Regions from separate parts of the Homo sapiens genome. Here region 1 is linked to region 2. A link is an interaction called in ENCODE POLR2A ChIA-PET data of the cell type or tissue named here. Cell type or tissue: GM12878. All regions are shown on one strand. Each heading gives the region's core, and the rest is flanking DNA. Links, peaks and the distances in the headings are about the cores only.

Region 1 (5,383 bases), core at 303-5,302, 160 kb before region 2:
AATAAGAAATAGGGATGGGAGTTGGAATTATATCACTTTCATGACAAAGAAAAGAACATTGTTGAATATTATCCAAAGGCAATTCTAATTTTCCTGCTCTGGATAGAAAATATCTGTATTTTAAAAAGCTATTATGCTATACTCTATCTCTGAAATTTAAAACCACTTTTACTTTCTAACTACCTATACTTCCAAAAGCAATTTGCAGAAGGTAATTAAACTTAAACTTTAAATCATATGGGTATCATTTTCCTCAAAGTTTCAAAATGAACCATAGAAGCTTTTGTGATCTGGGTGCCAAGACAAAACATAAAAGCCACAAGGTAGAATATTTCTTTACAATTATATCCTCAGAACAATAAAGTGCAAAATACATAAAAACTGTGGTAATTGTATCTGTAAGATACATTATATTAAAGCCATTTCAAATCCCTAAAGCATAGATTGTATTACATCAATTTGAGTGAGTTAGCATGAAATTAGTTTTGTAATCAGCCATGCATAAGGACATGAAACAAATGTATAATTTTCTATTTTTCAGAATGACGTCTTTAGTTTTTTTTTCCCAGTAGAGACGGGGTTTCACCATGTTAGCCAGGATGGTCTCGATCTCCTGACCTCGTGATCCGTCTGCGTCAGCCTCCCAAAGTGCTAGGATTACAGGTGTGAGCCACCACGCCTGACCGATGTCTTTAGTTTTTAAAAGACGCATTTACCTTTGATAAAGACAACATACTGACTCAGTTAGGGAATTTTATAATCTTTATATATCGTGTCTCAAAGATGACACTAGTAGAACAATTACAAAAATATATGGATGTGGTTTATCCACTGATCCATTAAGAAATATATAGTATTTTCCCAACATTGTAATCTTTTATTCTTTCATTTTTACAGGCTGATTAATATTCTGTTACACTTTCTAATTTGTTATAAATGATACATTTCAGATAAACAGGTTTCTTTTTTATTAAGAGGGAAAAGGCCTAATAGCAAAGTAAGTTAATAACATACACACATGCTCACATACCCATGTATGTGGAACAGGCAGCAGCTTAAACACCACACTGTGGCTTTAAGAACATTGCCATGCTTTTCACAAACCAGCCCAGGCTTTGAATGGAGACTTCTGGTTATCAATTGCAGACACATGAACATGATGACCACCCAACCACGGGCAGATATAATGACATCAAGGACACCCCTTAGCAGAGACTTCCTGTCTCTTCCTCTCCCTCCATCTGCTGTTGCCTAGAACTGTCTCCATAGCACACCAAGGCCTGAATCTGCTTCTCCTTCCTCACTAGCAGATAAAGTGATCAGAAAACACCAATAGAGGAGTATGCTTGTTTAGAGACCAATAAGGAAGAGAACAGATGTGAGCTTGCACTCCTTAATGGGTGGACCAGAATCTCTGGCTGGGAGCAACAAGTGGATGTGAATACAGGAGAAGCTGGCGAAATGGTCTTCCACAGTCAGCAGAAAAGGAAGGGGAGGACAGAAGCACTTGTGTGGGAGGGAAGGAGAACTGGTGTTCAATGGCAGGAGACTGAGCCCCAAATTGCCTAATTCCTGGAATCCTTATCCCACTCTTACTCATTTCAACTTGTCTTTCATTGTTCAGCCTGGCAGTGATCAAATACTTGCCTAAGCTAAGTAGCTGGTCAGAAGCAGAGAGCTGGGATCTATTGTTTATGCTGCCTTGTAATGCAAGTTAGTTTAAACTAAATAATGAAGATTATTCAACCTACATGTGCTATACATATACCTTTTTAACTGGAAGAACATTAAATGCATAATACTCACATGCATTAACCATCTAAAACCAGAGGAAAAAATGCAGGTTTCTGCTGAGACACTTGTGCCTCAAAATACTTTTAAAAAATAGTATAAACTATTTCTCAGAATTGGCTGTTATACTGTGAAGGAGTACTCATCACCCAAAGCTTCTGAGTGGTGAATACAACAGAAGGGAAACTTGGTGCAATTCTGCTACTCTATTAGAACTTAGTAACCTCAAGAGAAAGAATACACAAACAATGTCCGGACTGCAAGAAAACCGGCTTCCAAAGAACCTACCTCCATATCAACCCTGAAATTTTGCATTTCTTGACAATCTTAAAATTTAGAACTAGAAAGAAACAAAGGTTCATTTGTACATTAGCCAACAGAATAACAATTTCATACCGGGAATGATTTTAGATAAAGCAATGAACTAGAAAGAGACTAGGGAAACATTCTGCACCACAGCAAATTCAGGAAAAATAGAAATGTTTATACGACTCATATTTAGCATTAAAAACATAAATAGCCATATTGAGTCCTATGGAAAAACATACATCTTTCTAACATAACTGCCTACTTTATTTAATAGAAGGCTGTCACTAAAAATAGGAGGCCACTAAAATTACCATCTGGGATACTTAGGTAGTGGCAATTTCATAAATGGGCATGGGTAATTTCATAAATTCTCATCCTGAAACGGGATAAGGAATAGGTGAACCTCATTTCATCGGCTGGCAACAAAGTGTCTGGCACTGATTCAATCGATTTAGCTCGCTCTGGAGAAGAGGAACAAGAAACCAAGTTGTGGAGCTGCAGTCTTGTCTAAGGGCACACAGATAGTTAATGCCCTGCTGGAAGAAAATTACCTCCTGTTTCCTATTCCATTTGAAAGACTTGAAAGACTTCCACTTGAAAGACTCCTGTCTTTCAAGCCTCATTTGTTCCCATTTTCTGTTTGATTATTCCTCAAAAAACATCATGAGAAAATGATGTTTCAATATCCAGATTCAATACCCTGGCAAAACAGTCACCAAGTCTAAGCAGTCATTCTGGTGTGGGGCTAGGGTGTGGGCATGGGGTGGCTCAGAATGGGGAGAGGGTGTAGTATGAAAACAAAGCAGCCATTTATCTCTCTGGTTTGCTTGAATCAAGTTATTTAATCTGAAATATAAATAACATTAAAGAAAGGTAGGGGATCACCATGTTTATCAAGGGGGATTTAGAATTAGAGTTGAGAAACTGGGGGTTAGAAAAATTTCTCTTTTACACAACAATACAAAACTAAACAAAAAAACCCAAGAAAGAACTTGAAGTCCATTAAATGAGCACAGCAAGGCCTGACCTTTCTTCAGCTCAATAACAATAACTCTGAATTGAAAGAATAAGTCATGCCAGGCACATAAGGGCTACCCTGCAAAGTTTTTCACACATCTTTAAAACTTTGATGTGCTCTTTAAGATGAGAAAAAAGAAGAAAAGGGGGAATTTGGAGCAAGACAGTCACTCTGAAGGTCATTTTATAAAATAAAATGAAATGAAAAAGAATAAAATAATATAAAGGAAAGCTAGGTACAGTTAAATGCTGCTTCTTGCTCATGTGGAAAGGCCCTTTATTGCAAGTAACAGAAACTCCTTGGCCTGTGGATGCCTCTCCTCCATGGGCGCTCCTCTTCTGTCATGTCCTCTACAGTATTCTGTATTCCAAAAGCTCACCCCTGCCCTAGCTTTGCAGAGTCTATGAGGGCTCAGATCTTAGGAGCCTATGGGTGACTTAAAAAGTCATGAAGTGGGGGCAAGTAAAGTTTAGATGGCGGTTTACAACACAGAAAGCCAAAACAGAATATCACTTCTACCCTAACAAGAAAAAGCCCAATAATCTATAAAATCATAACTGTTCTTGTATGCATCAGAGAGCCACGGTCACACAGAAACCAAGGGAACGGAATTTCAAAGAGTGACACGCCCCTCCAAGGAGAAATAGGACACAAGAAACTGTTCTGGGTTTGGTAGAGCGTGGGAAGAAGATGTGGCCACCATGGAAGCAGGTAAGAGGAAATCAGATAAAATTTTAAGGAATTCTTAAAAGCCAAGTGTGACCCAGTGTATCCATCTAGGGTAACCGGGAGTGCCAGACACAGGAAGAGTTTGCACTCATTTGTAAATCTTCTCCATGGGTGCTCCTGAGAAAAACTGGGGGTAGAACAGGGCCACTGGGAAAAGGGTAGAAGCAGAACCCATCCACCTCTGGAACCAGGCAAAGATCCATTGCCCCAGGGGGTAGCAGAACCTCTTGTAATCAGGAGCTTGCATCAACAAAAGCACAGCTCTGCTATGACCAGTAGAGTGGCAGAAAACTATCACCTGCCCAAATTCTAAACAGATACAGGCAGAGTTTGGCTGCCACAGGGAGCAGGGCAGGTTAGGACAGGTGAGAAGGCCCATTCCTGAGGCCCAGGTGCATAGGGCTGCCTAAGACTGAAACTGGATCAGCAGGACCAAAACTTCTCCCTGACCCTACCAGAAGCCTAGCACCAAAATGCAAGCAGTCTACCATTACAGGAGGGACAAGAACATGGGAAGAGACCCCTTTCTGACACAGGCATTCACAGGTGAGAGCTGAGGGCAGAGCAGGAACTCTGAGTAAACCCTCTAGTATGCTACCTGCTTCCTTCACACAAAACACAAGGTAACAGTAGCCCACCAGTGGAGAAATTTGAAGCCAGTGGTACATTGAAGGTAACAATGGCAACACAAATCCCAAACCTGGCTCAATTACTGACTCAATCTTCCCAACACTAATGACCTGGAAGAAGAGATATGCCCATTTCTGAGCACATCATTTACTTCAGTCTCTATTAACCATGATTTTTGTATCCAATAAAAATTGCAGGTCATACCAAAAAAGTAAAAAGAAAAACAAAACAAAAACAACAAAAAAACATTGTCAAGAGATAAAGCAATCAACAGAGCCAGACTCTAGAAGTGACTCAGAAGATGCTGAAACTATTAAATGGGAAGATTAAAACAACTATGATTAATATGTTAAAAGATCTAGTGGAAAAAGTGGACAATATGCATGATCAGATGGTATATTTCCACAGAAAGATGGGAATTATAAAATATGGTCCAAAGGAAATACTGTTAAAAAAAAAACCCACATCAGAGATGATGAATTCCTTGATAGGGTAATAAGCAGACTAAATACAGTCAAGAAAAGAATCTGTAAACTTGCAGATAGGTCAATAGAAATTATCCAAATGAAAATACAAGGAAACAGAAGAGTATATACATATTTTTTTTAGAAAAACAAAACAGAGCATCTAAGAGCTGTTATCTAACATACGTGAAAACAAAGTCCCTGTAGGAAAAACAGGAGAGATAATAGGGCAACAAAATATTTGAAGAGATAATGTCCTAGAATTTTCCAAGTTAAGCAGCTCAAGAATAAGAAGCTCAAGCAGGATCAAACACACACACACACCTGGATATGTCATAGTTACACTGCTGAAAACCAATTAAAGAGAAAGCTTTGAGGCAGCCAAAGAAAAAAGAAAGTCACATACAGAAAAAGATCAATAAGAATTCTAGTTCAGATGATG
Region 2 (5,383 bases), core at 212-5,211:
TCTTGCCTGGATTTTTTCTACAACCTCTGGGCTGGTATCCCAGCAAAGATGGCTGGTTCTTCCAGTCCAGTTCTTTAGCCCTGCCAGACTCACCTTGGCGAAATACTACCTGCTTGATGGCACTCCTGTGCTCCCAATCCTTCTGTGGCTCCCACCATGTGTAGGATGATGTCTAGATTGGCATTCAAGTTCTATTAATATTTTTAATTCATCTGGAGTTACCTATTCTCTGTTTCCCCAGCATGCTGTACCCATTACTGTCTCCTTGACTCAGTCCCACTTGTACCTCCTATCATGTCAAAGTCAGGCATCGCCTCCTGTATTGAACTCACTCCAGTCTCAGTATTTCATCAGCTTTTCCTCACATACCTCCTTGGACTATGTTCTATGCACTTAGTATCTATCCAACTCACCAGCAAGCAGTTTAGGGCCAGTGATTGCCTCTGACAGACTCTGCTTTCTTCCCCAGAGCCCTTTGTTTAGTTTACATAGAGTGAGTGCCTGGTTATTTAATAGCTATTGAACAAAACTCTGTAGAGTCAAACTTTATTGTCTAAAGGTAACACAAACTTGCCCTTTACATTTCCTAATTTTTGTATTTGATTCTGCAACATCCTTATTGCATGAGTTCTGGGATTTTGCCATCTCTGGGTAACTCAATTATAATCTGCAACTCTTAAAGTCTACAACTTGCACTCTGTCAGTAATGTCCAATGGAATGTCCTATATTTCTACCTGTGCTGTCCAGTTTAGTGACACCTGGCCACATGTGGCCATTGGGCACTTGAATTGTGTCTAGCGCAACTGAATTTTTAATTTTATTTAATTTTCATTAATTTAAATAGCCACATGTGGCTAGTGACAATTGTACTGGACAGTGCAGGTCTAAGTATTTATGAATAAAAAAAGAAAAGAAGATAAGACAGTATCAGCCCCAGAGCTTTTCAATAGCCACTCTAAACTGTAAATAATTCACAAAAGTATTGAGCTGCGAAGTCACAAGTTTCCATGGCCTTCTCACCCATACGACATACAGTTTCAGCTAGGTGTATATCTACTGGCTGCCTGTTGACAAACATTCCTATTTTTATTACCTCATCTAGAATTCCAAAAGCCCAGCTCAGGTGATTACACAGGGAGACAGAATAAAATTCTCCCACACAGCACTCCCTAATAACTACAGGTGATCTCATGAAACCAGCTCATACTTGAGGGTCCCATTTGAAGAACCCTGCCAAGACCTCTATTTTTATCTTTATGTATGTGATTTCCTATTTTAGCTTCAAATAAGTATTTTACGAAAAATAATACAATTACCGGCCATAATGTGTGTTAATGAAGGGCAGGCATAGCAAAGATTCATCAGTTCACCCATAATCCCTACCTCAGACAAACATTCCCGTCCTCACCAAGGTATCCCAGTTAATATGTGGACAGGTTGGCTAATGTCAAACTCAGCCCTTAACAAAAATAAGAGATAACAATTATTGAATGTTTATAATTCTTAGAAGCAATCAATATGTATTATGCTATTTATTGCATTCAACAATCCTTTGAGGCAGCTATTACTATCAATCCCATTTTACAGATGAGGAATTGAGGCACAAAGGGGTTATAGGATGTGCCCAGGTTAATGAAGCTAGCACTTGCAGAGCCAGGATTTGCACCCAGGCATTGTAACTCCACTGCTTGTACTCTTAATCACTCTACTATTTTCTTACTGAACCCCACCTGAGGTATTTATACTAATTCATCCATTCATTTTAAACTCAGTATGTAATGAGCACTAGCTTCTCATGTGTATCAGGCACTGTGCTAGCTATGGTGTGAACAAGCAATGGGTTCCCTTGTACAGCTATAGCCTAGGACCCTAAGAACTCAATCACATTGGCTGATCATCACCACTGGGTTTGCTCCGAGGATCTTATCATCTACATGAGAGGGAAAGATCACTAAGGAAAAAAGACCATTAGGCACCATTAAGGACACACGTCAGGTGAGTGTTAGGAATATATTTCTTAGAATATCAGGTTTAGGGCTGAGCCTTAAAGACTTGAATGAATGATTCAAACTTTAAATGAATTAAACCCCTAATAGAATAAAGAGGCCAACCCAGGGCAATTTCAAGCCTACCCAGCAAAACCCCAACTTCCCTCAAGGGGCAACCCTTCCTGCTCCCTAAGTGGAGTGCGTGGAATGTGCCTTCTCTTAGGAATATCCTTTCCCACTTCTCCACCTGGCTGACTCCTTCTTAGACATCATTTAGGACTTTGCTACTTGAAATGTGGACCTTGGACCAGCAGCATTGGCATTACTTGGGAGCTTGTTAAAAACGCAAAATCTCAGGCTCCACCCAACCCTGCTGAATCAGAACCTGCATTTTAACACGATCCCCAAGTGCTTTTTGCATCCGTTACAATCGGAGACGCACCAAAGTAAGACATAGCTCAGATATTATCACTTCCTTGAACCCCTGGCTTCGGTGAGGTTCTTCTCCAGGGAGTGCCCACAGTGCCCTGGTCTTGGGCCCACCACAGCACTCACCACACTGAAATGTGTTTGTTGGTTCTCTGTCTCCTACCTGGATGGGCAGCAAAGGTGTCTTATTTATCTTGGCTTCTCCAGTGCCTATAACAATACTGAGTAAACATCAGTTGAAGGAACGAATGAGTGGCTCTGAAGAAAGGTGAAAGCACTCTGGAAAATTAGCATTATGTTGCTAGGAGCCCATCTGGAACCTAATACTTGACATTTCTCTCTCTCAGCTGCTCCAGCTGCCCCCTGCATACATGAACGATTTCTCTAAATGCACCTAACTTCAGCCTTCAGGCCTGAGCCAGCGTTTAGGGTTCTCTGAGTCTTCTGCTTTTAAGCCACCTCATCACGGAACCCAGTAGGAAAACCCCAACAAACAAGGGCGGGCCCTCTGCTGCTTGGCACAGCCACCTCAACAAAAGCTGGGCACTTCCTGTAAGGCCCAACCCTGGGCCTGGCATCCCATCCTGCAGGGGGATCGCCCCTCTCCCTACTTCTGCTCACCACCTCCGGCACTTCCCCCGGTTACTTGGGTTGCTGCAGGAGCTGGGAGCACACCTTGCAGCTGCGGCAGCTTCAGAAGCTCAGATTTAACAAATGCTGGGCCGGCCTCAAAGTTAACTTCAGTTCAGTTTTCAAAGATCCTGCAAACAGCAGAAGGAGACCAGCCTGCTTCTTGTTTCTTGTCAAAGAGCGCTGTTCCCTAATTAGCCTCTCATGCTAACTTGGGGGAGCATCTCTATTCTTAGATAATACAGAAAACTGGTTTTACCCCTTAATAGTGTCTTTCTTTCTTTTGTAAATAGTTTTTTAATAAACATTTTGGTAGCTACATGAGGTTGGGTAATGCCCAAGGCTTTACCAACCTCATTGTGATATTTTTTTCACTTGTAACATATGTGACCACAGATGCTGCCACAGGCGTCACGTGGCCCCCTCACTGTAGCTGGGAGGGGACACACCTCCCATTTCCCTCTGACCACTGGGCTTTGTCTTTTCTCTCTCCTGTCTAAATTACTGAGCTGTCAGATCTAAAAGGACTGTAAAGAATAGAGATGTCATTGCCCTCTTATTTTAAAAAATTAGTAAAACAAATTGCTTTAAGTTTTCTAAACTTTTCAAAGCATTTTTAATGCAATACGTCTACATGCTAATTGTAGAAAATGTGGAAAAGCCAGAAAAGCATAAATTACCCATAATGCTACAATACAGAGAAAAATCACTCAACATCTCGGTAAATTTCTCACTAAACTTCATGTATCCAGAATAATGCATGTGAATGACTAGCGATGGAGCTGTCCTCCACCTTCCAGCCCCCACTGATACTTCAGGAACTTGGTAATAATACAAACCTGCACTTTATGCAGTTTGGAGTTTTATTCCTACTTACAAGATTATGAGTGGGTTTATTGTACTTCTATAGTTGAGCTGAAACTACGGCAGTCCCTTCTCACCTGCACTTTCACTTTCCAACGTTTTAGTTATTTGCAGTCAACTGCAGTCTGAAAATAGTAAATGAAAAATTCCAGAAATAAACAATTCATAAGTTTAAAATCGTGCAATATTCTAAGGTGCTTGATGAACTCCCACGCTGTCCCACTAGGTCCTCCTGAAATGTGAAATATCCTTTTGTCCAGAATACCCACGATGTATACCACATAGTAGTTGTTTTGGTTATCAGTTTGAAAAAACAGAGAATATATAGGATTCAGTACTATTTGAGGTTTCAGGCATCTGGTGGGGGGTCTTGGAAGGCATCCCATGCAGATAAGCAGATAAGAGGGGACTACTGTGCATACAACTTTGTATACTTCCTTTTTTTTTTTTTTTTTGCTTAAAGGAATATCAAGAGAATTTGCTCATGTTAACACTTTTTTCCCCCATTTTCTAATTTGTCAAATGAGTTTAAATGAGGTGATAAAATTGTTGGAAGTTGGGAGGTTACTAATCTGTTGTAATAAGATTTAAATAAAATAATATATTTTCAAAGTGCTTAGCTTGGGGCCTGGCATATAGTAAACTCTTCATAAATGGTAGCTATGACCATAGATTATTACTAAAATCTCATTTTAATGCCAGCATATTTCATTCTAAGTAGCATATTTAACCACCCACCCTTTTATTGTTCTGAGCTTGTTTCCAATTCTCCCCATTAAAAATTGTAGCACTGCAAGGATATCTTTGAGTATAACTTTTTGTTTCCTTTACAAAATTATTATTTCTTTAAAATAGATGACTCGGTTGAAAGATATAAACATTTTAAAGGCTTTTTGTTATATATTGACAAATAACTTCCCAGTGTTAATAACACTCAGTATTAATAACTGGCAGAAAATTTGGTACTAGGAAGTTATTTATCTATGTATAATAAAAATTGTATCAAATTTCTGGCCAACCACAAACGGGATTGCCCATCTTTCTGCATCCTCACCAGTAGTCAATCTTCTTTTTAAATCTACAAACGTAGCAGGTGAAAATTTGATTTTGTTGTTCTTTGAATTTGTATTTCTTGAAATTACCAATGAAGTAAAAATATCTTCATTAACCATCTGTATTGAATTATCTCTTCATGATCCGTACAGTAAAAGATATTTTATCAGTCAAATACCCTAATGGTTTGGATTTTCTTTTGTGTGTGGTATTTCTCATCTCAAAACCTGTCAGAAACACACTCACTTCCTACACACAACTAGAAAGGCTATCAGTAAGACTATTTGGGATTTTGCCAGAGATGCCTTTAAATTTAATCATACAACTACTAAATATTATATTTGACAAAGATTCACTCTATGTATCCATACAGTGGTTCTTAACCACAGATTCTATCCAGGATGGGTGAGAAAGAAAG

The links. Peaks named below come from ENCODE experiments on the same cell type or tissue, not always from the same donor. Only the 100,000 strongest peaks of a DNase experiment are listed, where the experiment ranks them.
Region 1: POLR2A ChIA-PET joins it to region 2 with 11 read pairs; 3 of 35 experiments call an interaction of 5 or more read pairs at or near these places.

The regions. Positions count from the first base shown.
Region 1 is chr3:17,002,474-17,007,856 of GRCh38, reverse strand. The region is part of intron 1 of PLCL2 (phospholipase C like 2); the gene reads right to left. Among named protein-coding and RNA genes, the nearest start is that of PLCL2-AS1, 49 kb to the left of the region's middle. In GM12878, for the core only: no CTCF peak of the experiment used is centred there; no DNase peak of the experiment used is centred there.
Region 2 is chr3:16,840,114-16,845,496 of GRCh38, reverse strand. No RefSeq gene overlaps it. Among named protein-coding and RNA genes, the nearest start is that of PLCL2, 42 kb to the left of the region's middle. RefSeq lists an enhancer at 2,932-3,181. In GM12878, for the core only: no CTCF peak of the experiment used is centred there; DNase peaks (open chromatin) are centred at 2,916, 3,186 and 3,446; H3K4me3 peaks cover 2,178 bases; H3K27ac peaks cover 2,437 bases.